Linked DNA regions of Mus musculus: regions 1, 2 and 4 are each linked to region 3. Evidence: chromatin loops called from intact Hi-C (ENCODE). Cell type or tissue: heart. All regions are shown on one strand. Region 1 holds the start of Mfap3l (microfibrillar-associated protein 3-like). Region 2 holds the start of Hpf1 (histone PARylation factor 1). Region 3 holds the start of Nek1 (NIMA (never in mitosis gene a)-related expressed kinase 1). Region 4 holds the start of Cbr4 (carbonyl reductase 4).

Evidence for each region. Peaks named below come from ENCODE experiments on the same cell type or tissue, not always from the same donor. Only the 100,000 strongest peaks of a DNase experiment are listed, where the experiment ranks them.
Region 1: a loop joins it to region 3, with 4 times the contacts of the local background. A loop is called at or near these places in 9 of 42 quality-filtered maps.
Region 2: it touches region 3 in a loop (9-fold over the local background); 10 of 42 quality-filtered maps call a loop at or near these places.
Region 4: it touches region 3 in a loop (2.9-fold over the local background); 10 of 42 quality-filtered maps call a loop at or near these places.

The regions. Positions count from the first base shown.
Region 1 is chr8:60,628,569-60,636,568 of GRCm38, reverse strand. It overlaps Mfap3l (microfibrillar-associated protein 3-like), which reads right to left and starts at 3,744. Exons shown (of 3, transcript NM_027756.5): 1 at 3,511-3,744. It overlaps Gm34730 (a long non-coding RNA gene), which reads left to right and starts at 4,714. Exons shown (of 3, transcript XR_379010.3): 1 at 4,714-5,102. In heart, a CTCF peak has its summit at 3,855; DNase peaks (open chromatin) are centred at 3,818 and 4,968; H3K4me3 peaks cover 2,561 bases; H3K27ac peaks cover 1,224 bases; H3K27me3 peaks cover 1,487 bases.
Region 2 is chr8:60,885,569-60,893,568 of GRCm38, reverse strand. It overlaps Hpf1 (histone PARylation factor 1), which reads right to left and starts at 3,141. Exons shown (of 8, transcript NM_028299.3): 1 at 3,033-3,141. The coding sequence starts at 3,080. In heart, no CTCF peak of the experiment used is centred here; a DNase peak (open chromatin) is centred at 3,198; H3K4me3 peaks cover 2,098 bases; H3K27ac peaks cover 1,115 bases.
Region 3 is chr8:60,988,805-60,996,804 of GRCm38, reverse strand. Nek1 (NIMA (never in mitosis gene a)-related expressed kinase 1) reads right to left here and starts at 3,612. Exons shown (of 33, transcript NM_175089.4): 1 at 3,042-3,612. In heart, no CTCF peak of the experiment used is centred here; DNase peaks (open chromatin) are centred at 3,634 and 3,984; H3K4me3 peaks cover 2,554 bases; H3K27ac peaks cover 2,145 bases.
Region 4 is chr8:61,483,597-61,491,596 of GRCm38, reverse strand. It overlaps Cbr4 (carbonyl reductase 4), which reads right to left and starts at 3,863. Exons shown (of 5, transcript NM_145595.2): 1 at 3,607-3,863; 2 at 1,537-1,657; 3 at 1-52. The coding sequence starts at 3,748. In heart, a CTCF peak has its summit at 3,662; DNase peaks (open chromatin) are centred at 2,766 and 3,866; H3K4me3 peaks cover 1,496 bases; H3K27ac peaks cover 1,141 bases.

The DNA of each region.
Region 1 (8,000 bases), 360 kb after region 3:
TCCTCACTAGGACTCTCTTCCCAGGTTACTCCGGGTTGTGTCAAGCTGGAAGATAAAACCAGCCAATGAACTGTTTGTTTCATATTGCTGTCTAAAACCCTAAGCTTATTTCCCATTGTTTACCTATAATGGGATAGAATCCACCCTCCTTTGTGTGTAGTTTAATTCATCACTGCGAAGGGAATACTTCGTGTCCCTTATGCTGCCTCTGTCTGCTATCTCATTACACCAACTCTCCCGTTGAATAAGGCTGCATAAGCCTTCTATGGCGTCCATAAGAGATTACCACAGTTTTAGGGACTTTATACAACCCTCATTATCTTATTGTTCTGTAGTTTGGAAATTCACCACATGTTCTAGTTCTCTTTCAGTTGTAAAGTGTTCTGACCAGATGCCATAGGGAGGAAAGGGTTTATTTGGCTTTGACTCCCAGGGCACAGTCTATCATCACAGGGCAGGAACCATGGGGGATCATACTTCTTGCCTGCTTGCCTGCTGGCTTATTCTCTGACTCATGCCCAGCTACCTTTTAATACAGCTCAGCCCTCTTGGCTGAGGAATAGTGCCTCCCACAGTGGACTTGGCCCTCCTATGTCAATTAGTAATCAAGAAATTGCCCATATTAACCAGACTTGAAGTCTGTATTTTCTATACAATTAGAATTGACATTTAGAACAAAGGCTGTTCCCATTCAACTTTACACTTTGAGAATAAAATATATTTTATGTACTTGTGGTTAATTAGGGTGTGTGGTGTTTTTATTTATTTGCAAGGTTTTCTTAATAACAAAATCCATAATTTTTTTTAAAGGTCAATGCCTTACAGACCTGCCCACAGGGCTAATCTAGTCTGGGCAATTCTTCAATCATCGTTCCCTCTTAGGACATGTAAGCTGTCAACAAAAATCAATGTATCTATGCACACATGTATCTTAGTGGGCTAAATTTAGGGCACTGGTGGAGGAAGAATCGTCATCCTTGCTTTGCAACTGCCCACCATGGTTTGGGAGACCTTTTCATCTTCAAAGTTGGTAGCAGCCCATGGAGTCTTCCTCAAGACACTACCATAGAATTCTTCCTTAGCCTCTGTGAGCCCTGGGATGACACAGGACACACATGGACGATTCGGAATTATCTTCTTATCTCAAAGTTCTTCTTCAGCACATCCACAAGTCTCGTCATGACCATGCATGGAGACATTTTTCTGCCTACCATAAATAAGTTCTTTCTGAATACAGGACCCACTTCTCTGCTTTAAAAGACTCTGAACCAATTTTCAGTATTCCCAGAGATTAAGTACAAAGCCACCCCTTCCACAAGGGCCTTTCCTCCTCCAAGCCCAAGGAGGCCATTTTTCTCTGCCTCTTTTCAGGCCCACACACATACATGGACTGCAACGCTTATTTTCTACTCTAATTGATTTGTCTTCGGGCACATCACTCCAACTAGATGGTATGAGTCATGATGTCTTACTCATCCTTGCAGCTTATGAAGCCTGGCCATAAAAGTTTGTGGGGAAGAAAATTTAATGTGAAATTTTAATGCATGAAGAGGCCTCAGGTGGAGGCAGAAGCAAGACCAATAAATTTACAGAGCCTCTGTTTGGAGCATGAGTATTAAATGGCTCTGTCTGCCTTTAATTAGTTATAATCACATAACCAACCAACCCCTATTCTTTTAACCCCATTCCACAGAGGTATCACGGCAAATTTAAAACCAACCATTTGCACCTTAATGCTGATTTTTACTATATGTGACTGGCCATGGAAACTGTCAGAATTGTAAGTGTTCCCCTGGGTTTTGCTAGAAAAGACAACTTGTATCCCAAATGCTAGAATGAATTCTAAGTTAGGCAAACACTACTATCTACATATTTCCTGAATTCATACAAACACACTTGCTTAATGACGCTATATGACTTGGGCTGAGACTGAACAATTTGGTTACTGCAAGTAGCTACTTGGCATTTAAGTGTCTGGAAGTTCTTGAAGAAAAATATTGAAAGCTCAAATTAAACAATAGCTGTGGTACTTAAATAGTCTTAAATTTTTCAATTGTTAGCCAAAAAGGGTGAGGAGTGGGGTTTGAATAAGGTCACATGAGTGTGAGGAGATTTATTTTTAAAAGAAATGGTCTGTTGTGTTCATCTAGTGTCACTAGCAAACCCAGGGGGCACAGAAGTACAAACCCAGCAACACTTGTAAGACCTAGGTGCTCAGCCCCCTGCTATCAATCAGAAAGACACAGCTAAGGAAAGATCCCACTTGTCTCTTTCTAAACAGCACAAGGCATAGCTAGGTGGAGCAATCAGGGCACATTGTAAACGTGGTGCATCACACAGAGCCAGGTAATGTAACCAGTCATGTGCTGGGCTCCTCAAACTTGTAAGTATTTTAATAGATGAATATGGGTAGCTGTAGGGGAAAACAGTAACATTACCTTAGAAGGTACAGATTGCATTTTTGTGCATTAGCTCACTGCCTGCAAACTACCTTGCTCTAATTTAGTCTCTCCTGAAAAACAATTCTTTTTCCATCTTGCAGATTTAATCCTGAACATTTTACTATGTTGAGTGTAGTAGCAACTTTAAAAAAAAAGTGTTTTGCCTGGGGGGGGGGGAGTGAGAAAACTTCAAAAACCACTGTTTCTGCAATGCTGATTCCAAGTTCCTAATATAAAGCTAGAGCAAATAAAGATTGCTACAGTAACCACACTTTGAACAAGTGTCTTTCAAAACAATGACGACGGAGCCATAATATTTTCTACAGGGTGAGCAGCTGATGTACCTGCAAACATCTTCTTTTCTTTTTTCCAGTTTGCTTTATAAACCTTGGAATTTGCGATCCCAGGCTAATTTAAAGAGGGAGACAAGCAATTCTCGGGCTTAAAAAGGATTGACTCGGCATTTACTTTTTTAGCCAAAGAAGGACGTTCCCCCATTCCAGGCCACCAGACAATTTGGTGTCAACTTGCTATGGTGGGAAATGCGACAAACTCCAAGAGCTCTCAAGACAAGGAAGCAGCTCTTAGCACCAGCTGCTTCCCACACTCCTGCAGCATCAGGACGCGGCGCTTCGGAGCTCCCCACGCCGCCTTCCGGGCAAAGGCCAGTACACCCTTCCCTGTCTGGGGAAACTGAGGCACCGTGACAAGAACGATCCACAGCTGGGCGAAGAGCCCTGTCTCTGCGTGGCATCCTCCTTCTCCCGGGAGATTGGGAAGGCTCTGTGCTAACGCGCTGTGGACAGCGCGCCCCTGGCCATCAGAAGGTTGTGGCACGAGCCTTGGACGCGACTGTCCCCAACCCGCCGGTCTCCGCCCTGCATGTACTTCCAGCATCCTGCGACCAGCCACGAGCTGGGAGAGCAGGGCACCTCCAGGCGCGTAGCCTCGCCAGCCCAGGCGTCCGAAAGTTCTGCAGCTCGGGCGGCCGCTGACCACAAACCCGGTGCGAGGCTCCCTCCTACTGTAGCCCGCCGCCCAGGCTCGCCCGCCCAGTGCCCTCACTGACCTGACACCGCTGCGCCACTCGGGTGGTCGCCGTGCACCTCTCGCCATGGCCACCCGGGGAGCTCTGCAGCACCGAGCGTGTACCAACCTCCTCCGCCGCCCGCGCCTCTTCTCGATGCGGGTTACGAGCCCCGCCGCCGGGAGCCGGAGCTTCCCACCTACGGGCTCCAGAGCCGGCGAGAGCCGAGCATGCCCAGTGCGGCTCCCGGCGGCGCCGAGGTCCGGTGCACTCTGCACAACCGGGTTTTCGCCGCAGCCGCGGCCCGGGGCGGGCCGCTGCGGGTGGTGGGCTCCGCCCACCCCGGGCTGGCCCTGCAGTCTGCAGGGAAGCATCGTGCTCAGAGAGCCCGGCCTCTGGGCGGGACCGGGCGGCCACTGGGCGGTGCTCCCGCGCTCCACCCTGCCTCTTCCTCCAGACTCAGTGGTGCTAGGGCAGCGTGACTGGTAATTGTGGGGAGGCAGGGCGCTGCCGGCGTTGTCACCTCAACTTTCCGGAGCGTCGCGTCTCAGTGGCGTTCAAGGACACGCAGGCAAAGGCGTCTTCGAATGTCATCTTGGATGCCACGGGCAACCAGCCTACCCACGCATTAACCAACCTAGTCTCTAAGGCTGTCTTGTCACAGCACCTCGCGAGCAGGAGCATATGGGGCCTCCTAGGCGGCCGGCCGCGCTGTCACAGCAAAAGCACAGTGGACGCCTCGAAGTGGCACGACAAGACACAGCAGGGTGTTTGCGGTGGATTCTGAGTGGTGTGGTTCCGCGAAAATTTATAAAACTGCCCCTTAAAATTATTTGCAGTTTCGACATTCTCTCTAAAGAGCAGTTAAGTTGTTCTGATGAGAAAAAATAAGTATTCTAAAAATATTTTTACCACCTACATAAGTTTTCTGTGAACAGTCCTGCAATATTAGTGGATCTCTCCCCTGCCATCCCACACGCATTTAAATATTATGTACCTATCATCTATCTTTCTGTCTGTCTATCTATCTATCTATCTATCTATCTATCTATCTATCTATCTATCTATCTATCTATCTATCTATCTATCTATCTATCATTCTATCTATCTATTTAAGGGAGATCTTGTCAGTTTCTGGGACAGTGACCAAGCTCTTCTTCCCTGGCTCTTCTATCCTGGCCCCCTCCGGCCACGCCCCACACCGTGTTTTTTTTTTTTTTTTTTTTAAGAAGGGTAGCCCCGCCCCCACACCTATGTTGGTCATAGGCTGCTGGAAAAACACGGAGAGTTGGATTAAGCAAATTAACGCTACTAAAGTGGCTCAGGCTGTCAGACCCCGCGTATTCCACTCTGAGTTAGGAACAGCTGTCAAGATGACAGGAAGCTGTTAACGGGATAGCAGTCGACCTCCTTCTCTGTGACTGACAAACCCAGAGGCAAAGTATTGTCTGTGACCTCAAGCCCTGAGTTCCGCCGCAGAAGTGGCTGCAGGCAACTGAGCATGCTCTGAACAGTGCCAGACTGCTGCACGTGGTTGCCTCTGGCATCTGGCTGCCCAAGGTTGAGGAACATCAAGACACCAGAGCTCAGAAGACAGGAGGAGGGAGCTGCCCTTACAGCAAGCAATAGCATGGGTACGTGGGACGAACGGACGAACGCTGGTGCAGAGGGATTTATGTGCCAATGGATGCACGGGCTCTCGTTTCTAAGCATATCAAAACCTAGTCCTTCTCCAAAAGCCTGAGAAATGGAAATCATACTTGAACATTAGTTTCCATAGCATCTTAGCTCAACGAACCTCCCTGCCTCTTTCAAAAACCTAATCCGTTCAAGTTTTCAGTAACCATTCTGTACAGTTGTAGCTGAGAACCACACGGAATCTGTCTCCCTTTGTTCCAGTCAGTCATGTGTATTCTTGTAAAGTATTTTGGTATTCGCTTTGGTTCTATTTCTTTTCCTACCCACTCCTTTTTATTTTTTCCTGTCGCAAACCTGCAGAATACTCCCGTTCTATCTTAGAAATACTCGCTGCAGCATGCTTGTGTGTTTAACCCTCAGTGACGGAAGACTGGAGTGGGAAAGGCTACAGGAAAAGAAAAAAAAGAGTGCAGGATCAAGATGAATAAATTCAGCGAGAAGGAGGGAGAGAGGGTATAAAGGGACAGCAGGGAAAGGGGTGGAAGAGGTGAAGGGAGAGAGAGAGACTGTGGCTCACTGGGTTAGAAGAATGACCAGTGAGGTTCGTTGAGATTCTAGGAAACAGCCCAAATGAGAGTGGCTCTTTATGTCAGCCCCAGTTTAGCTTCAGAGTGGTTCGGGTCACCCTGTCTAGTGAAACTTTGCCTCCTTGAAAATACGCTTATGTGCTTCCCCTTTGAATCTGGGGCCATTTTAATTAACCCCATGGGTTTCTAGGATCTGATATTACTTAGGTCTAGAATACTGCACTGGATCTTGCTTGGATCTCCACAGACATGAGGATCAAAGTAATGAAGCCTGGGAACGGGTGGGCAAGGTGTCTCTTCAACAGCTATCTTGGAACTGATGTTTGAAGCTAACTCCTCCCCAGTCTACCTGTGTGACATGCACTTATAATCCCTGTCACCTTTCCTCCACATCCTGCTTCTTCATGCTCTCTTCTTTGCCCCAGCCAATTATCCTCTCTTATTCTCTCACCACTCTCTTCTCTCCTACTGCCTTGTGATCTCTCATCTTTCTGAAGATGGCTGTACCCAGTTGCTAGAATCTTTGCAGATGGGTCTGTTTTGATTGGTCAGTATCTAGTGTTTGTCCATATATGTCAATATTTTATTTCACCTTTATCCTGAACTGCATTTTTTTTCTCTACATATCCCTAAGTTCAGACTTTACGTGTAAGCTAACAAAACAGCCCAAGTGGAATGCCTCAGGAAACCCAAATCCAGTATGTCCTAAGCAGAGTTCATAAGCCATGATTGCTCTTTTGCTGTGTTTTCTAGAGAGCTTCCTGGTACCTCCACTCAGCCAGAGATCACAAATCTGGAAATGTCTAGGTCTAGTCACCTTGCTTTCTTCTGCCATCCTGCTCGTCACAGGCACCCTCCACCTGCCTGTAGGTGTGTCTTCATAGATCCTGTCCTTTGTGTCCCTACTTACTCTGCTCTCTTCAGCCCTCCTCATCACTAGACATCTTTAACCACAGACCTGTCTGTACTCTTCAACACACCCTCCTCTGTGCCTCCTTGGGTTTTTCCTTCTAAGCAAATTATATTACAGTACGTGTGTGCCTCACCTCTGAGGTGAGTTTCCAGCCTGATTCCCTAGCATGCAGTACCCTAACGAATCCAAATAGCCTGTTGTGCAAACTGACAGCCGCCCCATGCTTGTCACTTCTTTTGTTTCTCTGTCACCTTAATTCATTGGCAAAATCTTAAGCATTCAAGAGTGAGTTCAGACTGGCCTTCCTGTAGTGATTTCTACTTGGATATTTCATCTGTGCCTTGTCTCTTGTCCCCATTTTGACATCTGATCTTGATTTTTCTTTCCTTTGTCTTCTCTGCACTGTGGGGAAGTTGATAACCAGGGCTGCATCTCAACCATCTATGTTTCCAATATCAACAGAGGTTTACCTGATGGATGAATGATAGGTGTATATATTGTTATAATATGGGAAGTTTGCTCCTTAAAAAATAATTCTTCTCTAAGTGTTTACACAGATTGCAAATAAATTGACATGCTGTCAGAACGAAGTCACACGCAGTGCAGCCAGAGGAACCTAAGTGAGATCTCAGGTTTGACTTCCTTATACCCCAGAGATTTTCTTCAGCTTCAGAAGTCTGGAATGCTTAGTGAGCCATCTGGTGCCCTTCTTTCACTGGCACGAATAAGCACAGCATTACTAATTAATCCACAAATTTCATTGTTTTTCGTTACTCTGCTTTCTTCTGGCAGTGTAGTTACAACCTCTAATTATCTGAAGGTCCTTATTCTACCCCCTAGAACAGAGCTGCTGCTCCTTCTCCTTCTCCTTCTCCTTCTCCTTCTCCTTCTCCTTCTCCTTCTCCTTCTCCTTCTCCTTCTCCTTCTCCTTCTCCTTCTCCTTCTCCTCCTCCTCCTCCTCCTCCTCCTCCTCCTCCTTCTTCTTCTTCTTCTTCTTCTTCTTCTTCTTCAAATATGATTGTAATACTTCTCTTAACTTTCAGTGTCTACTGATATACACCTAGAAATACACCCTGGGAACTGTAAGAGGTTACATTATTAGTAGTATAATATATACATTTCTACATCTGTATATTTTAGTGAGAATTTTGGTTTCTTTTAAAAGACAGGAATATTGTAAGAATGTGTTTTCATTTTAACCCCAGATGTGGGATGTGGGGCTGCTTCAGACTGTCCACAGCAACTGACTATGACTTGCCTTGTGCTCTAGCAGGGGCGTGATTTTGCCAGCTTCAGATACTTTCTGATTGTGTGATATTTGGAATACTGGGGACTTTTCAGAGGGTATATAAATGCTAGAGCCCTGAGGGTTTGTTGTTTGTTTGTACGCTCTT
Region 2 (8,000 bases), 100 kb after region 3:
TGTGTGTGAGTGGCTGCTGTTGAGGCTAGAGGAGAGCACTGATCCCTGGAGCTGGAGCTGGGAGTTGCCCAACAGAGTGGACACTGTCCTGGGTCCTCTGCAAGCCCAGTGCATGCTCTTAGCTGCTGAGCCATCTTTCTACCTCCATTTTAACATGTTCAAACAAACAAACAAACAAACAAACAAAAGCAATAACAAAAGCATGAGCTCGTGATACTTAAGTAAACTCCAAGAGATTCTTTTGTGCAAAGAACACAGTTTACACGGTGGTCAAAAAATACCACCCAAAGCATGTCTCTAAATGTGCTTCTCCATAGCAGAGACAAACAAACCAAGAAGAAACAAAGGGAAAATGTAAAGCTGTCATAAAGGCATAAAAGTTTCAGCTCTATTTTGGTACCAAGATGCCATCACATCATCAGGCCTTTCACTTAAACAGACTCATCACGCACACCAGAAGCAAACGATCACAAGTAACTGGATACAAAGGACTTATCAGATAAAAGCTGTTTCTGTTAAGTACAAGGGCACACACCTGTCATGTTATTACCCAGCAACCATAGCACTTAAGAGGACTGCCTGAGCAAAGCCATCGTCGGATACATCTTTAAGAACAAACAAAACGAATGTACAATGGCACATATGCATGAGTAAGCCAGGATGAGACCAATTTCTTTGTATTCTAACCTAAAACATAAATAATGGGGGAAAAAAGCTGTTTTTTCAGGAACTCCAACCATAGTTAGGTCTGCACTACTTACCACAATCATTACTACCCTTCCACTTAAAACCAGATAACTTCCTTTTGACATTCCAAACAAAAAGAGAGGAGAGGTATGGTATAGTTAAGGATCAATATGGGAATATCCTCTGAGCTAAAAACCATGTCTTTCGGAAAAGGCTTTGTAATGCTAAGATTTGCATCTCTAGCACCCATGCAAATTAAAGGTTAAAGGATGCTATTGGAAACTGGCTCAGTGCTACCAAGGCAACTTGCTTACTTTGCGTATCTGTCTTGTTTTCTAAGTACAATCTCTTTCTTTCTGGGAACTTAGATCCTTGTGGTTCTGAATCCAGGCGAAACTCGGCACATTCTACCCGCAGCAGGACCAGCGGCACCTAGTGCTGCAGAGGCTAAGGGATACAGCTCAACGCCGCCCAGTGCGCGGGAGAGCTGCCCTCAGCAAGCCAGTGCCGCTAGAGTCGGCATTTCTCACCCAGGTGTTGATAACTACATGTTCTCAGGGGTCCAACCATATGTATTGGTAACTGTCATTCCAAGCCTACACACTGTATGTACAAGTCAGGCATCGGGTAAGAATTGTTTTTGACAGCACTGTCCTTAGGAGGTTGAAATGCCAGCCAACAGGAAAATAGATAGTTACAGGGCTTTCAAACACTGGGGAACAGTAACTAAATGAAAGAAAGAGAAGTACAGTTAGACAACATGGCTCAATCTTTGTATGATGTTCAATTAAGAAAACCCCCCAAGATTAGATAGATGTGTGGTGGTTTTAAACAGAATAGCACTTATAAATTTGAGTACACCAAGGAATGGCAGTACTGGGAAGGACTAGGAACTGTGGCCTTGGTGGAGGAAGTGTGTCACTAGGGGATAGATAAGACTTTGAGGTTTCAAAAAGCCCATTCCACGCCCAGAGTCTCTCCCTTCCTGCTGCCTTCCAGTCTAGATGTAGAACTCTCTGCTTCTCCTGCAGCATACCTGCCTGCCTGCTACCACGCTTCCAGCCGTGGTGATAGTGGACCGAACCTCTAAAACTGTAATCAAGCCCCAGCTAGGCACTTTTTTTTTTTTTTAATGGTCATGGTGTCTCTTCACAGCAGTAGAATACTGACTAAGACAAGATGTACCATAAAAGCTTTTTAAGGAAACAACAAACTCTACAAGAAGGCAAGGGTAACTCCAACTTCAGGGTGATAGCCACAGTGACTAGAAGCGGCAGGAAATGCTTAGGCAAAAAGGAAAAGGCACCCAAATGGGTAGATGCAGAACTGTGGGAGTGGTTTTACATACAACGTATTTGGTCACATTGTCCCCTTCCCTAACTCCACATGACTTCAGGGACTGAATTCAAGTCATCAGTACTATTACTCTCTACGTCATCAAGCTGGACTTTGTTTAAGACAGGTCTATTGTAACCCAGGCTGGTCTTGAACTTGTAATGTAACTGAGGAGGACACTGAACTTTTGGTCTTATTGCTTCTGCCTGACAAGGCTGTTCTCTTTAAACCACATTTTTAACTTGGTGTTGTGAGAAAACACAACACAACGAGAATAATACCTATGTTCGCCATCCACTGGCCGTTAAGCCTTAGCAATCGCCTCACCCTACCCAGTTTAAAACATAGCTGGTGTCACTTTTGTTAAACGTTCGTTTCCCTGCTTAACTTCTCCCATTAGCTACTGTATGCTTAAGGAACCCATGAAATCATGTAAGAGTCCAGACTGGCCAATCTATCACTCATCTGAGAACCCGTATCCCTTACACTTCCAGGTCAGGCTACCAAAGTAGCCGGGCAGTGGTGGTTCGTGTCCTGGAGGCAGAGGCAAGAGGGTCTCTGTGATTTGGAGGCTACATATTGAGTTCTGATCTACATATCAAGTTCCAGGACAGCCGGGGCTACAACATAGAGACTGTCTTAAACAAAAGTCTTTAATAACTCCAGGGCTTGTTAATTCCAGCATTTTCTTTTACACACCTGCGTTAACCCCAAGCAAAAAAAAAAACGAAAGGTGAAATGTTTGTTCGCGTGTGCCTCGCCGCCCTGGCAGCTCCTCCAGTTTCCATCAGCTGGTTAGTAAGTGAATGAGTGAGTGAGTGAGTGAGTGAGTGAGTGAGTGAGTGAATGAATGAATGAATGAATGGTCCGTCCGCTGGCTGCAGAGCTTCGTGGGAACTGGGCTGGCGCTGGAAAGGAACGACTTCCCCGGGCCATTGCCCCGCAGGGCGGCCCTCGGCTCCTCCACGGCCCATAGCGTCCCCATACCCAGCGCATCCCGCCTCGCCTACCTGCGGTCCCGCCCCGGCCGTCCGGCGCTTCCCGCCACCGCCAACCATCCCGCAGCCGCAGCGAGCGAGCCAAGGCCCGCGCTCCTGCCGCTTCCGAGCGCCCGCTAGTGCTTCCGGGTTCAAAAGCCGCCAATCCGAGCTGCCGCTTAGCCACTCAGAGGCGCCAATTTAGAGACCAGGCTCCGCCCCCTGAGACGGAGGAGGACGCAAGGCCCGGTCCGCAGACCTGGGGTGGCCCCGCCCCCCCGAACGCAAGCACCGCCCCCTGAGCTACATCCGGGGCCCCGCCCATTGCCTAGCGCCAGCGTGCGCTAGAACCTAGACTATATGACTATTGAATTTGGGTTCTTAAGGAGCGATAAACTTCGTCCTCATATGCTCAAGAGAGATAGCTTTAAGATGCTGCCTCACTTCAGCCTTTTCGTTTTCTTTGTTTCTACTCATTTAAAGAATTAATTTTTTGCACTCCATCCCTTTCTCTCTTTTTTTTTTTTTTTTTTTTTTTTTTCCGAGACAGGGTTTCTCTGTGTAGTCCTGGCTGTCCTGACTCAGAAATCCGCCTGCCTCTGCCTCCCGAGTGCTGGGATTAAAGGCGTGCACCACCACCGCCCGGCTTCCCTTTCCCTTCCTATTGCACTATTGTCTAACACTAAGTAAACCTATCTTTTCTCTTTTCTTTACCTCCCTCCATTTCCTTCCCTTTATCTTCACATCCTCTCTCTCTCTCTTTCTCTCTCTCTCTCTCTCTCTCTCTCTCTCTCTCTCTCTCTTCTCATTTCTCTGTTCTTCATTCCTAATACAATTCGTTTTTTGTTTTTGTTTTTACAAATCTTGGCTATGCTTAGTGTAAGCCCTGTACCACGAGCAGCTGCAGCACCCCGAGCCAGTTTAAAAAGGCACACTGTCAGGCTCTACCCAGAGCTTAAAAATCAGAATCTGACTCTCAGGAAGAACACAGTTTGGAAGACACACTCCTCCACCACCTTCCCCTTCTCTTCCTTATTCACAATTTGTATACTCTCATTTTGTGGAACATATCCTTGGTTTTAAACTTATTTTATTTTTAGTTATATGAGTGTAGATTTGTAGATTTGTGTGTGTGTGTGTGTGTGTGTGTGTGTGTGTGTGTGTGTGAGCGCGTGTCCCACAGATGGCAAAAAAAAGGCATCGGATTCTCTGGAGATAGAGTTATAAGTGGCAGTGAGCCACTCGACGTGGGTGTCCTGCAAGGGCAGTGTATTACTCTTCACCACTGAGCCTTCTCCTCCGGTTTTGAGGAGCACTTCAAACCAGGGGCACAGCTGCTCCCTTGCTGTAACTGGGGCGGGAGTGAAAGAGAAAATAAAAGACCTAAAGGTCGCACTCCCTCCATCCTCCTCCTACCCCACTCATGTACTCATCTGGTACATGTTTCACACCAGCTGAAAGAATTTCAGCACACCTAACAATACTTGAAAAGACTGTGATAATATAGGCTAAAGTCTTTAGAGAGCTGTTTGAAACAAGAGTGTGGAAAACAGCCAATAACCCATACTTGGGATTAGAATGTTTGTTTCCATATGACCTTTCATACTAACCTTTATCTCATTCACAATCCTAACCAGTGCACCTCTTAAACTACTTTATAATCTCATTTACAAAACGAGATTCTTTAAAATAAGCGAATCCATTCTTTTTACATTTAATTTTAAAACTTTAATCTTTGAGGCTGGTTATAAATTACATTATTTGAACAATGTAATTTCAAAATCTCTATCAAATATAGATTTTTTTTACAAAAAGACATTAAAGCACATCTCTTTCTTATCCTGTTTTGTTTTTGTTTTTATTTATTTGTTTCATTTATTTTTGTTTTATCTTTTTTTTTTGTTTGTTGGTTTGGTTTGTTTGTTTGTTTTGGTCAAGTTGACCTAGGGTCACCTGGGAAGAACCTCAATTGGGAAAATGCCTTTATCACATTGCCTGTAGGCAAGTCTGTGAGGCATTTTCTTGATTAATGATTGATGTGGGAGGACCCAGCACCCCGAGGGCTTTGGTACCCCTGGGCAGGTGGTCCTAGGTCCTATCAGAAAGCAGACTGGACCAGGCATGAAAGCAAGCCCCGTGCTCCACCGTGGTCTCTGCTTCAACTATTGCCTCCAGGTTTCAGTGTGAGTTCCTGAGTTCCTGCCCTGACTTCCCTTCATGGTGGAGAGGAAAGGGCTTATTTCTTCTTATAATGCAAATGTAATATCTTTTTAATTACTTGTTTTGTATTGGTATTGAGTGTACCCCTTGGAGCCCAATAGAAGAAAGGCTGGAAATCTGAATAATCTCAGAGTGTGTCCTCCATGTAAACAGGTTCTCCAGGGAAATAGCCCATAGACATTCATTCTTTGTCTGTCCATTTTGTCTGTCTATTCACCTATTCAGTTCACATGATGGTCGAGAAGTTCCACAGTTTTCTCCAACTTGGGAACTCAAGAAAGCTACTTCTGTAGTTTGAAGCTCTGGAATCCAGGATGCTGGTGCTTAGAGTGGAGTTTTGGGCCTTAGAAATGAAAACTATAATCACTGAACACAGGAATAGAAGGATGACAAAGCTCGAGAGTTCTAGCTGGGGAAAGGGAATAGAGCAAGGGAAAAAGAACAAGAGGAGAAAAGGAGGAGGAAGAGGAAGAGGAGGAGGAGAAAAAAGAGACTTTCGTTTTATCCAGACCCTGAGTGGACCTAATGGTGCTCATTAACACATATGAGGATAGTCTGTTTTATTCTGTATTTTACATACTTTTTATGCATTGTCATCTGGAGTGATGCTAATGAACTTTATATTACATGAAATTTCTATGATGACATCAGTACCCAAGATAAACAACTTAGAGAGAGGGAAGGGGATTTCTTTTGGCTCAGGTTTTCCATTCATGTAGAGAGAATCTCTTGTGCACTGTGTGGAAGCAGCGGCTGTCAATAAAAAGCTGTTAGCCTATTCAGCTTCGGCAAGAAATAGGAAGAAGGCATTCCAGCAGGGAGAGAGGATTCTGGGATGAGAGTCAGATGAGGGGAGAGATTTGCCCCAAATGTTAATGGAGACAGAAGCACGAAACTGAGAAGAGGTAACCAGCCCTGTGGCATTCATAGAACAGAATAAACAAGTTAAGTTATAAGCTAATTAGGAACAGGCCCTCATGTATAGCCTAGGCATTTATTAAGATACAATTCAGTCTCAGAGTTGTTATTTGGGGAACTTGAGTGTGGGTGGGAAAGCCTGTGGTCACATGTTCACTTAGCTCAGCTCTGTGTTTCTGGGTCTGTAGTAAAGCAGTCTATCATGGTGGAAAATGGCAGTAGGAGAACGTTTCTTGCCTCATGGCAGCCTAGAAGATGAGGTAAAGTAGGATGGTTCTAGGACATGATGGACTCTTCACAGCCATATCCCCAGTGACCTATTTCCTCAAGCTTCCCCAATTTCCACCACTTCCCAAAAATGCCATTGAAATCTAATTCGCCAGGGGATTAACCTCCTGATTAGGTTAGAGTTTTCAGTATCCAATCAGATCTGGCAATGACCCACAGGGGTGTGCTTTATTAGTCTCCAGGCATCCCTGAATACAATCCAGCTGGCAATCAAGACTAGCCATCGCAACGTCTGTCTTTAAAATGAAAGTAGGAACATTAACTGCTGGTTGCCAGGGCGTCTGATTTCCTCCAGGTAATTATGACGTCATGTACACTTAAGCCAGACGGACTGATTCAATAATCCCAGTCACTCAGGAGGCCTGCAAATTTAAAGAGTGAGTTCAAGGTCAGTCTATCCAACTTAGTGAGACGTTGTCTCAAACTAACAAAAAAGATGGTGACTTAGGCTCAGGCTATAGTGCTGGCCAAACATGTGCAAAATGAACAATGAAATTAAAAGATGAAAAATATATATCCAAGAAGATTGAAGGAATTTAACTCTGTAAAACTCTGATGAATTAGAATTTCTCCATTGACTTCCAGAGCTACGTGGGGACAAATAAAATATAGAATATAAAATTTGAGATAGCATAACTCCAAACTTTAACACCAAAGAATGTGCTAACAAAGAAAAGATCCTAATACAAGATCCTATCACAGATCCACAATACAAGCTAAAAAAAAAAAAAAAAATACATGCACAGCAATAAGAGTAGCTATGGAATATATAGTTCTTTTTGTGTGATGTTGTGTGTGTGTGTGTGTGTGTGTATGAGAGTTATATCTACATGTGTATGTGTATATGTGCACATGCAGTGGCCAGAGAAGAATGGTCTATCATTTTCTGCCTTATTACCTTAAGACATGGTGTCTTATTAAACTTGGAGTCAGGGGTGGTAGCCAGAAAATTTCAGTCGTCATCTTGTCCCATCCCTTCACACACACACACACACACACACACACACACACACACACACACACTCACACACAGTACTGAGGCTATAGGCTTGCACATGGTCATACTCAGGTTTGGGGATCTGAATTTAAATCGTGCTTTCAGAACAAGGGCCCCTACCCACTGAGCCATCTCTCTCTCTCTCTCTCTCTCTCTCTCTCTCTCTCTCTCTCTCTCTCTCTCTCTCTCTCTCTCTTTTTTTTTTCAAGACAGGGATTCTGGCTTTCCTGGAACTCACTCTGTAGACCAGGCTGGCCTGGAACTCAGAAATCCACCTGCTTCTGCCTCCCGAGTGCTGGGATTAAAGGCGTGCGCCATCATGCCCGGCCTGAGCCATCTTTCTAACCATAGTATCCTTGCGCGCGCGCACACACACACACACACACACACACACACACATTCTCACACACTCATGCCACAACACATACACATACACAACACAACACACACATATTCACACATACACCACATTCACACACTCACACCACAACATACATCCCACAATACATTTTATTCCTAAAAGCTATTGAATTTACTATGTATGTGGTGGAATGCTGAGGAATTATGGATTGTAAAAG
Region 3 (8,000 bases):
ATGATATTAGCAACCTTACGAGAAAGAGGAATTATAACGTTATCATACGTAAAGTTCCAGCCATCAACAGTGAGTCAGAGAGGAAAACATGGTCTACATTGAATTAACTGGCACAGTGTAATGGCTATCTGGAAGCCAGCCAAAATTTAATGTTATCTCCAGAACATGAAAGCTCAATGTATCATATTACTGAGCTACTTAGAGAGCAAATCATGATAAATTCATCTTAAAAACTCAACTCCATAAATAAAATTACATTAAATAATAACCACATAATGAGTTTATTTCACAATTGTCATTGTTTTGGGACTTTTTTGGCAAGAGAGAAAAAAACAAAATTTGTCAGTTTGGCTCTTCATCCAAATTTAATTGCCAATTCCATTCTAGGGACTTCACCAAGGTGGAAGCTATCAGTGTGCCTAGTATTTCATCCTACTGCCATCCCCATACTAAGCTCTATGGTTGTAACTCAGTAAGGCCTAATCTACTGCCCTTGGTAAGAAGAAAGATGAAGAAAGATAATTCTAAATACCATCAGATAATGATAAACACAGGTATTTTTCTGAGCAACCAAAGATTCATGGTTAATGAGTTTTAGAACACACAACAAAAAACAAAAGTCTTTCCTTTTCTGCAGTTAATCTTTGCTCATCACAAGGAGTACATGAGCTACCAACTTCAGACCTGTGAGACTACAAATAAATTGTTATACTAGAGAACTATTTCACATGAAATGAAATAAAAGATAATAGAGATACCTTCTGCATCAGCTGGCTTTTTTATACAACTCAAGGCCACCTGCCGAAGGATGGCATCATTCTTATTAGACTGAGCTCTCTCTCTAGAACCAGTTACCAAGAAAATGCTCACAGACATGTCCACAAGGACAGATAGCCTGATGGAGATATTCTTTCAATTGAGAATCCCATTCTAAGATATATCTGGATTTGTATCAGGTTGGCAAATAACAAACACTCTATTTGGTGGCAAAAGAAAAACATATGTATATATTTATAGCTCCACTTATTTATATACATATTTATGTGTACACAAACCCACAAATATATAATACCTCTGTAAGGACACAAAATAAACTAATAATATTGCTTCCAAAGAATGAAAATTAAGAGTTGAGAAGTCTACAATCTTTTGTATTAGAATTAACTAGTCAAAACAACAAAATTAAATGTTAATCAGCCATGTATACTGATATAAGAATACAGAGCAAATCAGTTTCTCCTACATAAATTAAAAGAAAACAAAAATAACCAAGTTTATATGGAGAGAGACCGTGTGTGTGTGTGTTTGTGTGTCTCTACACTAAGAAGACTTGTGGGAGCTTGTTCTTCCACCATGTAAGTAGGTCAAGGGGACTGAACTACGGTCATTCAGGCATCAGGCTTGGTGGCAAGTGTCTTTATCTGCTGGTCCATCTCAATGTCCCTATTTAAATTTTGAACAGGATGGGGTTACAGGTTGGAGGCAGAAGCATCTGCCTACTATTCACCAGGCATCCTTGAACAATTTTCCATTTCCAAACACTTCACCTTAACATTTAAATTCATGCTACTACAATATCTTGTTTCTTTTTAAGTATATCAACTATGCTCCAGAAAAATATTCCTCAATTCCAGTCAAATTAGATAGGTACCTTTCTAATTTTCTAAGAACTGTTTCAAGTAAGTAGTGCTTGATAAATAACATGAACCACATATTAAAAGTTTCAGAGTACAGGAATTTTAAACTGCATCTCCATCAGTTAGGAAAACACTGACAGAGATTAAGCATTAGCTCTTTCAGATATTTGATGGATAGGTTATTCCAAAGGGAAACATTAGGAATAGGTGAGGCCTACTTCTAACAGATGCCAAGAGGTCTTCTGGTACTGTCTGCAGGCAAAATCTATACACACGGTTCTTCCAAAACAATAGAGACAACCTGAATTGTAGAAAACGGTCAATGTGTTTTCCAAGAAAGGAAAATTCTCTATTTTTTTCATTATGAGGAATCTCTAGAAAAAAAATAAAGAATTGCTAATATTTTTTAAGTATGTGTTTTCTTCTTGGTAAATATATTTAGACAATACCCAAGGAGTTTATAGTAGAAACTATCAACAAGCAAAAAGAAACTTCCTCTGTTGAAAAGCTATCATGTCCACGATTCTAGAAGGGTAAAACCTACTTGGAATACAGTGCCAATGCATTAGTAACACGACCTCAAAAGAACTGTGGTTAAGTCCCACAGCCTTCATCAGATTTCTGACAGACTTTCTTTTTCAGTGTAAAAACCAGTTTCCCCACAAAATCTGTTACTCTGGTTTCACCAGAACAAGAGGCCATTTTAAATGTAGACCTCTAGATCCTAGAAACTAGAAACAAAGAACTGCTTCTTTTTCCATCTGGCTGCTGCCCATCACCTCCACTTACTGCAGCATAAGCAAAGCCCATCACCGTGAAAGCTCAGATGGACTAGGGCTTTTAAGCCTTCACAAACATTTCCGATGTGATTTATGTAGGCAGTAAAAATATTTCTGCTTCTAGGGAGATCTTACAGGGAAGAATAAAACATTGGGCAGGGTATATAACTCAGTGGCAGATCACCTGCCTAGCAAAAATGAGTTCCTGTCATCCAATCCCCAAGACCCCTTCCCAAAGTTACACTGAATTATTAAAGTGGCAAAACTTTTAATACTTTACACGTGGAAATTGTGTCAAACCATGGAAAGCTTTAGGGTAACCAGTTAACTGCTATTTTTCTCATTAAAATATACAGGCATCTAATCTAATCTATTTAAGTGACTTATCATCTACTTAGATTAGTTTATCGTCTCTTAAGAGAGCGTTATCTTTTTAGAATACCAAAGAATTGCCTTGAGCCATACACAAGTCCTCCCCATTAACAACTTAAGGAGAAGGTGCTTTAGGCGCAAACACTTAAGGCGAGTATCCATGCACTCCACAGATCTATACAGGTCTCCTCACTCCCGGTGAGTTCACCATTCTGCTTGTCTGCCTGTCACTGCTTTCCCACGCGCAACTCACCTCAATGACACGGGACCTGAGTCAGAATAACAGTGGCGACCATAAGCACCGGTCTAGTGGCGGCAGTGTCTTCCTATAGGACTTAAGGCAGAAGCACCACGATGCATTTTGGAAATGACATGCTGTAAGAGAAAGCAAGTCTGTCTACCCAGCAGCCGCTCACAGCCCAGGCTGCGACTCCTACACCGGGCACCGGTCTCTGGCTGACGCGTCAGACTTGCCACCGTCGGGTCAGGCACAGTACTCCGCGACCCGCCCTGGCTACGCGGACGAAACAAACACAGCGGTTCCTGACCCCTTGGAAACGGCGGCTGCACAGGGGGAGTTGCTGGGTACCGCCCCCAACTTCACAGGTCGAGGTGGCTTGGCCAGGCGCGGACCCGCAGCGTGTGGGACTGGGAGGCTACCTGTCGCCCAAGTCCTCCCGCCTCGTCACAGTGACTATGGATTCCGGGGTGAGGGCAACTGCACAGGCTCAAGGTAAGGACGCTGCACGTTGCCGCCCTGAAACCATAGAGCTACTGCTGAGGAGAGGGGAACGGCCCTCGCGTCACTGTCGCTGGCGTGTGACGTCAGCGCGCAGGAGCCGACTTGTGGCGCTGCAGGGGAGGAGCCGGGATCTGCGGGGGGCGGGGCCAGGCGAAGCGAACGGACTGTACGTGCGGGGCGGGGCTGGACTAAGAGTGATGGGGCGGGGCTCCGGGGAAGGGCGGGGTTACGGAATAGGAAAGCTAGTGGGACCCGGCTCTCAGCCAGCAGCTGAGCTAGCGGGGAGCGTGAAGGACCAGAGGCCGGCCTAGAGGAGAGAGAGGCTAGGGAGAGGGTGCAGTGAGTGGGGGGCCTGTGGTAGGTAAAAGCTAAAAAGGGCGGTTTGGGAGCGGAGCGTAGCAAGCCGGGGATGGGTAGGGCAGAATCGGGGACGGGGGAATGGGGCGGGGCATCGTCAAGGGGCGGGGCCATTGGAATATGTTTGGGCCAAAAGAGCTAGGAAGTACTGGGACTAGAGAAAGGACTGGGCAAGTGCATTGGTGCAAGCACCGGGGACTGGGGGCGGGGAGGTGGAGACTGGAGCAACTTCAAGAGTTAAAAACTCCAAGCACCAAAGGGAGAGCGTGAGGTACTCCAAGCTCAAAGGAGCATGTGAAAGACGGGTGTCGGTAGAATAAAGTAAAACCGGAAAGAATTAGGCTGAGTGAAGGCGGGAATTTCGCTCAGGAATCTGACTCAGACTGAAGAGAGCATATTAACAACTTTTTCCCACACGGTACACAGATAAGGTACTTTTAATTTGAGCGCTCATTACTTAACTGAGGATGCCAAATATTTACAAGTAATTTTTCTTTAAGTACAATGCCCTTTAAAAAGTTATTTTAAGGGATGGCTCAAACAGCTCATCTCTGAAGACAGAAGACCAGGGTTCTGGGACGCAAACCTTGGTCTGGTTAACTCACCTGTAACAACTTCAGGAGCATCTTCTGCAAGCACCGGGACCTGAACTTATGCACATATCCACAGTTACTTCGTGAACTTAAACGAAGCAGTTTTATCTTTAATTTTTAGAATACAAAGTTACATTACAGTGTCCTACACCTTTATGTTTACTGTATATACACTTTATACTGAAGGGACTGACGATGTACAGTAGACTAAAAATCATTCGATGCAGGAATTGAAACAGTTGAGAACAAGCCTGGTGTCATCCCGAGTAGCTCTACTCAGTGAGCTAGAGGATGGCACTCTAGAAGTCCATACTTGAGGCAGGAAGAGGATAGTGTCTTTGTATACAGCCATAGTTGCTGTCCACATTGTTCCATTCGTGTGAATGGAACACTACCGAGGCTGCATAGACCTTGCCTAAGATCTGTAGACAGTTGATTTCTCTTTTCCATCCTTTCCCCATCCCACACACCCAAATCGACTTTTCTAGGTTCAGGAGCTTATAATTCTTTCCAGCTTGGAAATGGACAGATTAAGGGCTTCTTTGCCAGATGGTGACACTGCAAGTTACCTAAGCTAGTACATTAAACAAATGTTGAGAGTCAGCTCTTGTTTGTTTGGTTTTTGTTTGTTTGTTTCTCTGTATAGTCCTGGCTGTCCTGGAAATCACTTTGTAGACCAGGCTGGCCTCGAACTCAGAAATCCGCCTGCGTCTGCCTCCAGAGTGCTGGGATTAAAGGCGTGCGCCACCACGCCCATCGTGATTCAGCTCTTCAATCTCCAGGAAACTACAAGAGACTTATTTCCCATATGTTTTTAATTCTAATCTTTAGCTCCATCCAACTCCACCTGGCAGGAATTTTTCTATGTACAACTCTAGTTCTGCCCACATAACCCTATCCAGCAAAGTGAGGGGGCATCACTGCGACCTGCTAATCTAAGCAAATACTTTTTTGCTGCTTGCGTAAAGAATGGCTACGCACTGATAAGTGGATATTAACCCAGAAACTTAGTATAGCGAGATATAAGGTACAATATGTAAAACATATGAAACTGAAGAAGAACAAAGACCAAAGTGTGGACACTTTGCTCATTCTTAGAATTGGAAACAATCACCCATGGAAGGAGTTACAGAGACAAAGTTTGGAGCTGAGACAAAAGGATGGTCCATCTAGAGACTGCGATATCCAGGGATCCATCCCATAATTAGCCTCCAAGCGATGACACCATTGCGTACACTAGCAAGCTTTTGTTGCAAGGACGGTGATATAGCTGTCCCTTGTGAGACTAGGCCGGGGCCTAGCAAACACAGAAGTGGATGCTCACAGTCAACTATTGGATGGATCACAGGGCCCCCAATGGAGGAGCTAGAGAAAGTATCCAAGGAGCTAAAGAGATCTGCAATCCTATCGGAGGAACAACATTATGAACTAACCAGTACCCCAGAGCTCTTGACTCTAGCTGCATATGTATCAAAAGATGACCTAGTCGGCCATCACTGGAAAGAGAGGCCCATTGGTCAGGCAAACGTTATATGCCCCAGTACAGGGGAATGCCAGGGCCAAAAAATGGGAATGGGTGGGTAGGGGAGTCGGGGGGGGGGGGGCTTTTGGGATAGCATTGGAAATGTAATTGAAGAAAATACGTAATAAAAAAAAGGAAAAAAAGAAGAATGGCTACTCAGTTATATCTGAAGATAATGCTTTAGGCAGTGGTCCAGCTATTGATGGGAATATAAATTGCTAGTCTTTCTAAAAGCATGTTGTCAATGTGTACACTCTTTGACTGTAGAATTTTACATCTTGAAAAATGGAGCCAAAGAGGAACATATGAAATGTACGTTTATTGTTTATAACCAGATAACTTAGAACCAATGTAATTGTCTACAAAAAACTGTTTAGATCACAATATATTTAAACAATGAAATACTCAAAAGCTAAACAGGATCTTTTTTTACTGACTGTTATTTCAACTGTTATGCTGACGTAGTTTGAGGAAAAGAAGAGACTAGAAAGGGAAATCACCAGGTTTATACGTCCCTGTACTATTTAATGTTTGATTTTTACAACACAAATATTTTTTAGTCTTAAGTATGCTAGTGGAATCTTCTTTTTAAAGAAAGTAGTTTTGGTCCTTGGAACAATCTAGTAGTCTTTAGAATACAAAAATATTTTGGGGCTGGAGAAATGGCTCAGCGGTTAAGAGCACTGACTACTCTTACAGAGGTCCTGAATTCAATTCCTAGCAACCCCATTGTGGCTCACAAGCATCTGTATGTGATCCAATCCACTCTTCTGGTGTGTCTGAAGACAGATACAGTGTACTTATAAAAATAAAATAACTAAATATTTAAAAAAAAGAGAGAAGTTGTCCTTGAAATATGATGTATCTCCAAATTCTTAAAAAATATTTCTATGTAATAAAGAATACTCATGTATGTATGCATATTAGTACTAATGTTTTAAAGTGGGTTATGATACACAAATTTCTTTATGGTATATCATACACACATAATTTAACAGTAGATCCTGAACATCTCTCTAAAAAACATCAAACTCCTGTCAATATGAGGATTCCATGGTCAGCAGATCGGGGCAGAGCCTTAACAGATAAAATGTCTGCTGTAAACAACTGTAGTTCAGATCTCTAGAACCCATGTAAAAAGATTGGATAGGCCTGTTGGTTGCCTGTACCCCAGCAGAGACAGGAGATTCATGGGTAAGCTGGCCAGAATTGGTGAAGTCTATACATACTGAGAGACCTTCCCTTGATAAAGCAGAGAGCAATTGAGTAAGATATTCAATGCCATCTTTGTGCCTCTACATGTACACATTAATGCACACCCCCTCTACATGTGCCCATAGATCCAAACACACATGCCACACACAAATACACTTGCAAAAAAATTTTGTGATATGTATGTACTAAAACCCACTTGTTTCTCACCATATTGTATTCTTAAAAATGTTTTTAATTGAAATAAAATTATACTGCTTCCTCCTTCTTTCCCTCCCACATTTGCTTCCCATGTCTCCCCTCAACTTGATGGCTTCTTTAATTATACTTGTTACATGTGTATGCACAAATATATGTAAATAAAACCTATTTGCTCCATCGTGTGTATATATGGCTTCCAGGCTGATCACTCTATATTCAACAGTCAATAAAAGGGCTCATCCCTGGGAGAGGGTAATTCTCCAGCAGTCATTAGTTAGCTGTCATTCATTGTCAAGGGATGAAACACCACTAAAACTTTCTACCCCCCTCCCCCAGCATACCCATTGATATTACCATTGCTCTAGCTGTTATATAGCCATTTCTAGGACAGATTATAAATGACTTCTTGGAATTTTGGCTCTTACAATCTTTCCCTTCTGAGGTATTTTGAATCATGGATGTAGATATATCCATTGATTTCTGCATTGTGTCCCTTTCTGGTTGTCTGTGATGGTTTCCATTTGCAGGAAAAAGAAAAAAAAAAAGAGGCTTCTTTGATGAGGGGGGTTAATACACTTTTATTTC
Region 4 (8,000 bases), 490 kb before region 3:
GTGCAGCTGAGAGATCATGTCTTCAGTCTTTGTTCTTACTAGAAGACTGTCTCTACAAAAAAAGAAAGTGGGCACATTAACAAGCAGATCAGAACTCAAATCTGGATGCTAGAGGACTGGCTCAGCAGGTAAGAGCTCCAAGTGCTCCATCAGGAGAACTGAGTTCACTTCCCAGCACATGTGTCCAAAAGCTCTCAGCCACCTGTAACTCCAGCTTCAGGGTATTATACATCCACTTCAGAACTCCACAGGCAACTGCATACATATGCACGCCGCACGTGCACTCTCACACACACACACACACACACACACACACACACACACACACACACACTATTTTAAAATAGCAGAACTAAATATTTTTTAAAAAATCAAGTCAAAACATACGTACCAGAATTTTTTCTGGATTAAAATATAGTATAAGCTATGCTTTCTAGCTAAGTGCTGGGCAGTCCCATTTTGAACTTGGCTTTAAAACCACTAAGATAGCTGTTGATAATCCAGAAAGGAGCCACAGGGAAGGCAGGATTCTCCACCTCTCTGATAGACTGATAAATACTGCCAGTGGCTAAACACAGTAGCAAGTAAACAAATGGTTTAAGCTACTGCCAGTTTTGCCTTCTTTAACGGGGCTGTAAATCTAAATACTTTCTCCTAAACAAACCCCCCCTCATCCTATTATTATTACATTTATTATCCTACAAACATTACTATTAAGCTTGTTATGATCAATGGAACTCAGAACACTGGCTTCCTGTGAGAAGAGACCAAGGGAGTCTTCTGGCATGCTAGGTGATATGCCGGTGATGGTTGTTAGGACTGATCCAACTGGACATTTATCTCATCATAAAAGAATTAGGCTAAAGAAATGGCTCATTGATCAAGAACACATACTGATCTTACAGAGAGTGCAGGTGCAGTTCCAAGTAGCTCACAGGCTCCCGTATCACCAACTCCAGGGATTTGATGCCCTCCTTTCGCTCCTGTGGGAATCCACACACTCCGCACGTACTAACATGCAGATACACACACCATTTTTAAAATAAAAGAATGTATGATAATTTTCTAAAAAGCCTTTCCAGTTAGAAATAAAACAGCCTAATATATTGTCTCATACTGATGTGGTGTTCGGAGTGAGAATGGTCCCCGGAGGCGCATATATTTGAATGCTGAGCCCCAGTTTAGAACCAAGTTTGGGAAGGATTAGGGAGTGTGGCCTTGTTGGAGGAGGTGTGTCACTGGGAGTGGGCTTTGAGGTTTCCAAAGACTGGCTCCATTCCCACTGTGCCCTATCTCTGCCTCCTATATGCCAATCACAATATGGGTTCCCGGCTGCTGCTACCCACCATGGCTTTACTCCACCAACATGGCTCTAACACTCTGAAACCATAACCTCAATCGAACACTCTGTTTTATATATAGCTTTGGGTCATGACATTTCGTAATAGCAATGGAAAAGAAACTAAGCCATCAACGCATTAAGAAAAAAAATCTTTTAAAACAGGTATCACAAATTCACCTCAATCTTTGACCAACCTGTTGATACCGGCTGCATTTACCAAGAAATTTACTGGACCTAAATGTTTCTCCATCTCTTGAAATGTACTCTGAACATCTTGTTCTTTGGCAACATCACACCTAAATGCCAAGTGGTTTCCTACAAAACAAAGTTAAATCAGAATTACCTCTAAATCTTAACTTGAATTTCGAATTTATTTGCTTTATGATTAGACTCTTCAGCAAGCCTGTGCTGGGCCGAGCAATGACAGCCAGTCATGGGTTCCTGCCCTCAGAGCACACGATGAAAGGACAGGGTGGATGGAAGTGAAGGAGAAATAATGAGGTTTGTTTTTTCCGTCTTGTGTATGAGTGTTTTGTTTTTGTTTTGCTTTGAGATAAGGTTTTACTGTGTTGCCTAGACTGACTTCAAAACTCAGGCTCATCTTGCCTCTGCCTGCCAAATTCTAGGATACAGCAAGTACATAAAATAAAACATTATCGAAATCTAACTTTAACTTTGGAGTTTTCTTGAATGGGAGATTTAGACACAAGAACTATGGGTACCTGGCTACCCATAATGTTGGCACTTGCTGGACTCACAAGTTCATGGCTATTCTGAGTGACACCTCAAACCCTTAAGAAGAAATAAGCTTGGAAAGTCTAGAAACAAAAGTGGTCAGGGCCAGCAAGATGGCTCACTTGATAAGGGCACTTTCCACCACGCCTAACAATCTGGGTTGAACCTTTGGGTCCCATACAATGAAAGGAAAGAACAGACTGTCCTCTGAGTTCCTCAGGTGCACAATGACATAGATGTACTCATCCAACCAAATGAATAAATGTGATTTTTAAAACTGCAATTAAATCTGGGCATGGTAGTGTATACCTTCCGTCTCAGCTTTGGGATAGGAGATTACTACTGTAAGGTTGTGGCCAGCATGGACAAGAGAGGTGGCTCCATAGAACTCCCTGATCCCTATCACCAAACTCACGAAGTCACTGATGGGCTTGGGGAAGCAACCCTGACTTCAAAGTAAACATATTCCCTATCTGATAAGCTACCATATTAATATATATGCTCCTCAATTTATGATAGGGATACATCAAGATGAACCAACTATATGATGGAGAGCCGAAGAACAGGTAACTAGTACCACAGGGCAAGGTGGAGTATCTAGCAAACTGGAAGCAATGCTGACTGGCTAGGTGTTGAGGCTCGTGTTCACACCCAAGGTGAACAGATGTGTTCCCCTGTGTTCCCAGCACGGAGGAGGCAGAGACCAGCTCCTGATCCAAGGGAAACCTAGGCTGCGTAGTGAGACCCTATGTCCGAGAAAGCTGGATACCACACCGCAGGTTCAGAGTGTACTCTGTACTAAAGACATCACCGTCCCATCACAGTAAGGAGATCTCAGCAACTGGGAAGCTGAGACACGAGATCCACAAGTTCAAAGCCAGTGTGAGTTACATATCAAGGCTATTTCCACATAAGTAAAGAAATATAGTCGGCACCAGACACTCTTAGACCTACAAGATACCCAATGCTTTCCTGATAGTGACATGTATTTTTCTCCATTCTTCAAGTTGTCTTCTCCAAACGAGACTTAAACTTGCAATGCAATGACTAATCCGTTAATAACCTGGGGTTGGGGGGGGGGGGGCTGGAATAGGAATACAATCAAAGGGCCTGGGAAAACAAATTAGTAACTTACTAAAGTCATTGATGGGCTTGGAGAAGCAACCCTGACTTATCAAGAGTTTCTCTTTGAAATACTGTCGGGTGCCTTCGCAAAGGGCAAGAGCTCTCAGCAAAATGCAATCTAGCCATTTGTATCTGACTTCTCTACTTTCAGTATAATCGCGTCCATTCTCTCCTCCCAGAGGCCAGAGCAAGGCAGCTCTCAATATCAGCACTGGCCGCGGGGAAGGCAACTACTTGTCAGGGGTCCTTAGAATCTGCCTGGAGTAGGCGAGAGCCCCTGTGAGTGTTTGGTCATGGGGCACGAGCGATCTGGGGCGCAAACCCGGGTACATGGGCAGGGCCCGTGGACTGGAACTCAAGGACTTGCACCTTGGTCGCACGGCGAGGACACTTCCGGTACATACCGCCGAGCTCGCCGGCGGTGACTTTGGCCACTTCCAGGTTTCTGGAGACGATCGCCAGACGGTAACCCTTCTGGGCCATTAGCTGGGCTACCGCCCTGCCGATCCCCCGGGAGCCTCCAAAAACCGCACAGACTTTGTCCATCTTGGACCGCGGACCAGCAAGATGGATCCCTGAGACTCAGAACTTGTAATAAAAGACACAGCTACTGACAAAACCAGTATGCTCTCCTTTCAACAGACAACCCAGGCCACAAAACAAGGCGCGAGGATTAGACGTCAGTGCACACGGACTCTTCGAGGGTTGCATTGCATTCTGGGACTTGTAGTCCTTACTCTCTTGCACTTGTGAGCATTTTAGTAACTGCTGCTGGATGCCTATTCCCAAGCCTGGTTAGTTCTATGAGGGTAAATGTCCTGTCAAAGAGCACAAGCCGTGTGTGGTGGCTCAGGCCTGTTCACTCATCACTGTTCAAGGCCAGCCTGGTCTAGAGAGTGAGATCTTGTCTCAAAGACAGCAACAAAGAAAGAACACTGTGTAGAGGGATTCAATAAATGCTTGTACTCCTCTTTTTGAGGAAAAGACCTGCTATGTTACCCAGGCTGGCCTCAGATTCTCTATGATTCTCCTCCCTCAGCCTCCACAGAGCTGCTGGCATCTACAGGTATGGGCCTCCACGCTCTTCGACTGATCAGAATAGAGTAAAGATTAAAGAGCAAGCTTAGGTCATTATTGGCAATATTGGGTTCCTATACTCCTAAATAAGATATCCTGAGTGCTTTTTTTTTTTTTTTTAAGAAAAAGTTAGCTGGGCATGGTGGTGCATGCTTTTAATCCCACACTAAGGAGGCAGAGGCAGGTAAATCTCTTGAGTTGAAGACCAGATTGGTCTAGAGTTCCAGGACAGCCAGGGCTGCACAGAGAACTCTGTCTCAACCATGCCTCCCAAATAAACAGATAATAAATAAATAAATAAATAAATAAATAAATAAATAAATAAATGGCATGATTTGTTAGCATTCTAGTGTAAAGAGAACATTTCTTGACAGAATATTAGTGTACTAAATAAAAAAGTAGACCATAGTCCCTATTGGAGGTAGGGAGAATTCTGGAGCAACAGGACTAACTCACATAAAACTCTAATGGGCTAAATTGTTTATTAAAGTACAAAGTTGTATTAACACCAGAAATCAAAAGGCCAGTGAGGACTGAAGGCACAGCAAGCTGGCAAAGCCGGGTCTGAGTATTGATTTCTAAATTGGGGAGGGGTGGGGACCTACCAGAAAAGTTGCACATTAATTTTAAAGTTTTTCTTTTTCTTTTTTTTTTACCTTAAAGAGAATACTATATAGTTTATTAAGCAAAACATGAATGACCAGATTTATGTTGCTACAAATCCCATGTTCCAATGTTTTATGAAGTTTTTCATTGTAATAAAACAAAGCCATACATATTTTTAACCCATCAAGTCTAGCTAGTGGTGTGAGTGTGTGTGTGTGTGTGTGTGTGTGTGTGTTCCACTGGGTATTGGAGACAATCTTCAAATATGTTGGTTGTCAGAGAAGAAAGGTAAATACCAACTCAACTAAACACCCCTAGATCTACAATGACAATCTGCCCTGAATGTGACATGCCCATGCAATAGTTGTTGGTTACATAAACAATGTTTATGCAAAAACCATGACTGGATTTAAGGCCCACCCCATGAAGCTAAGCCTGTCAATACTTGGTGACCAAAAACCTGAGACTAAATAGGCCTAGGGGAAGTACCTACGACAAATATCACTGTCCTGATGAAGTAATGTAGCAATAAAAAAGACTCCAAATGACATTCTGCTATTTCCCTTGGTCAATGTCATACTCAGCCCTCACCGGAGAAGCTTCCTCTTCCAGTATACGGGAACTAACAGAGAGCCACACCTGGACAGTGTGCAGAGAGTTAGAGGTTGGGATACTCACTATATGTTCTAAATGGGATATCTTCATTAAACCCGTCTGCTCAGGGTTCAGGGATCTATAACAAAGATGTGGAAATAGTGTAAGAGCCAGAGGGGAAGAAAGACACTAAGGAGAAAGTGTCTTCTAGACGCCAGGATTGATGTAGATATCAACTCAGAAACTGTAGTAGCATGCACAGAGCCTACACAGGTCCAAGCCAAATGGGTCCAAGCAAGAGGGAGAAGTGGACATGGATTTCCAGCCTTAACCCAGAAGCTGCCTCCTATTAATAACTGCTTGCAAAGGAAAATTAGTTTGCTCCAGCAGACTTTCATTGAATATACAAACTACACTAAAGGGTAAGGCCAAGGCCAGCAGTAAACTGCTGACACCAAAGAAACTCACTGGTATGTTTGGAATTTTTTTTTGTCTCATCTTGCCCCATTTGAACAATTTTTTTAAACCTTACTACTCTTTTGCTTGTATATTGCGGTTTCTAATTTGGGGTTTCTAAATTTCCTTGTATGTTTCTCTATGTTTCTTGTGGGGTTTTTTTGTTTGTTTGTTTTTTGTCTGTTTGTTTTTCTTTTTTTTATAGAACATGATTTTAATATTTTCAACTCTTAATATTCAACAAACAGAATAATTATTTTAAGATATATTTCATTGTTATGTCTCCATTTTATGATTTTATTAATTTGGATATTGTCTCCCTGCCCTCTGGTTAGTCTGGCTAAGGCTTTATCTTGTTGATTTTCTCATAAAGAGCCAGTTCCTGGTTTTGTTGATTCTTTGGATAGTTTTTTTTTGTTTGTTTGTTTGTTTCTATTTGGTTGATTTCAGCCCTGAGTTTGATTGTTTCCTGTCATCTACTCCTCTTGAGTATATTTGCTTCTCTTTGTTCTAGAACTTTCAGGTATGCTGTCAAGCTGCTAGTGTATGCTCTCTCCAGTTTCTTTTTGGAGGTACGTAGAGCTATGAGTTTTCCCTTTAGTATGGCTTCCACTGTGTCCCATAAGTTTTGGTATAATGTGTCTTCATTTTCATTAAATTCTGAAAAACCTTTAATTTTTTCTTTATTTCTTCCTTAACCAAGTTATCATTGAGTAGAGTGTTGTTCAGCTTCCATGTGTATGTGTGCTTTTAGTTGTTTTTCTTGGTATTTAAAATGAGCCTTAGCCCTTAGTGATCAGATAGAGTGCATGGGATGATTTCAATCTTCTTGTATCTGTTGGGGACTGTTTTGTGACCAATTATATGGTCAATTTTGGAGAAGCTACCATGAGGTGCTGAGAAGAAGGTATATTCTTTGGCTTTAAGATGAAATGTTCTATAAATATCTGTTAAATCTATTTGGTTCATAACTTCTGTTAGTTTCACTGTGTCTCTGTTTACTTTCTGTTTCCATGTCCATTGCTGAGAGTGGGGTGTTGAAGTCTCCCACTATTATTGTATGGGATGTGCTATTTTGAGCTTTAGTAAAATTTCTTTTATGAATGTGGGTACCCTTGCAATTGGAGCATACATGTTCAGAATTGATAGTGGAGCATACATGTTCAGAATTGATAGTTCATCTTGGTGGAATTTTCCCTTGACCAGTATCAAGTGTCCTTCCTTGTCTTTTTTTGGTAACTTTTGGTTGAAACTTGATTTCATTGTATATTACAATGGCTACTCCAGCTTGTTTCTTGGGACCATTTGCTTGGAAAATTGTTTTCCAACCTTTTACTCTGAGGTAGTGTCTGTCTTTGTTGATGAGGTCTGTTTCCTGTATGAAGCAAAAATTCTAGGTCCTGTTTATATATCCAGTCAGTTAGTCTTTGTCTTTTTGGGAGAATTGAGCCCAATGATATTAAGAGATACTAAGGAAAAGTGACTGACTTCCTGATATTTTTGTTGTTAGAGGTGGAATTATGTTTGTTTGGCTATCTTCTTTTGGGTTTGTTGAACGATTACTTTCTTATTATTACTTAAATCCTATAAGAAAATTGTTGGTTACATCCATAACGTTTATGCACCTGTGGGCGTGTTCTTTCCAGGACACTTCTTAGTGCAGCATTCCAGGTTCATATCAAGACTACTGATGCTTTTACCCTCAAGCAGCCTACTTAGCTCCTTTTCCTACTATGAAAGCTAATGAACAGGAAAGAAGGTGTCTGATGAGTACCAGCTTGATGTCTCCCAGTCCGATGGCAAAGTGTGTGGTGTCTTCAGCAGTAGGGTCTTCACCAAGAGTAATGGCAACCCCCTGCATTGTCTTGAGGGTCTCTAGTCTCCCCTTGATTGACAACTTTAGGGGTGATATCTCACACTTGACACTGTTTTTGTTTGTTTGTTTGTTTTTGTCTTGTTTTTTTTTTTTTTTACTTGTTAGTCTATGGGTTGTGGAAGGAGTATTATTCCCCTATCTAGGGTATAGAGCTAATTATTTTAAAAGGCAAAAGTGGTCAAGCCTTGG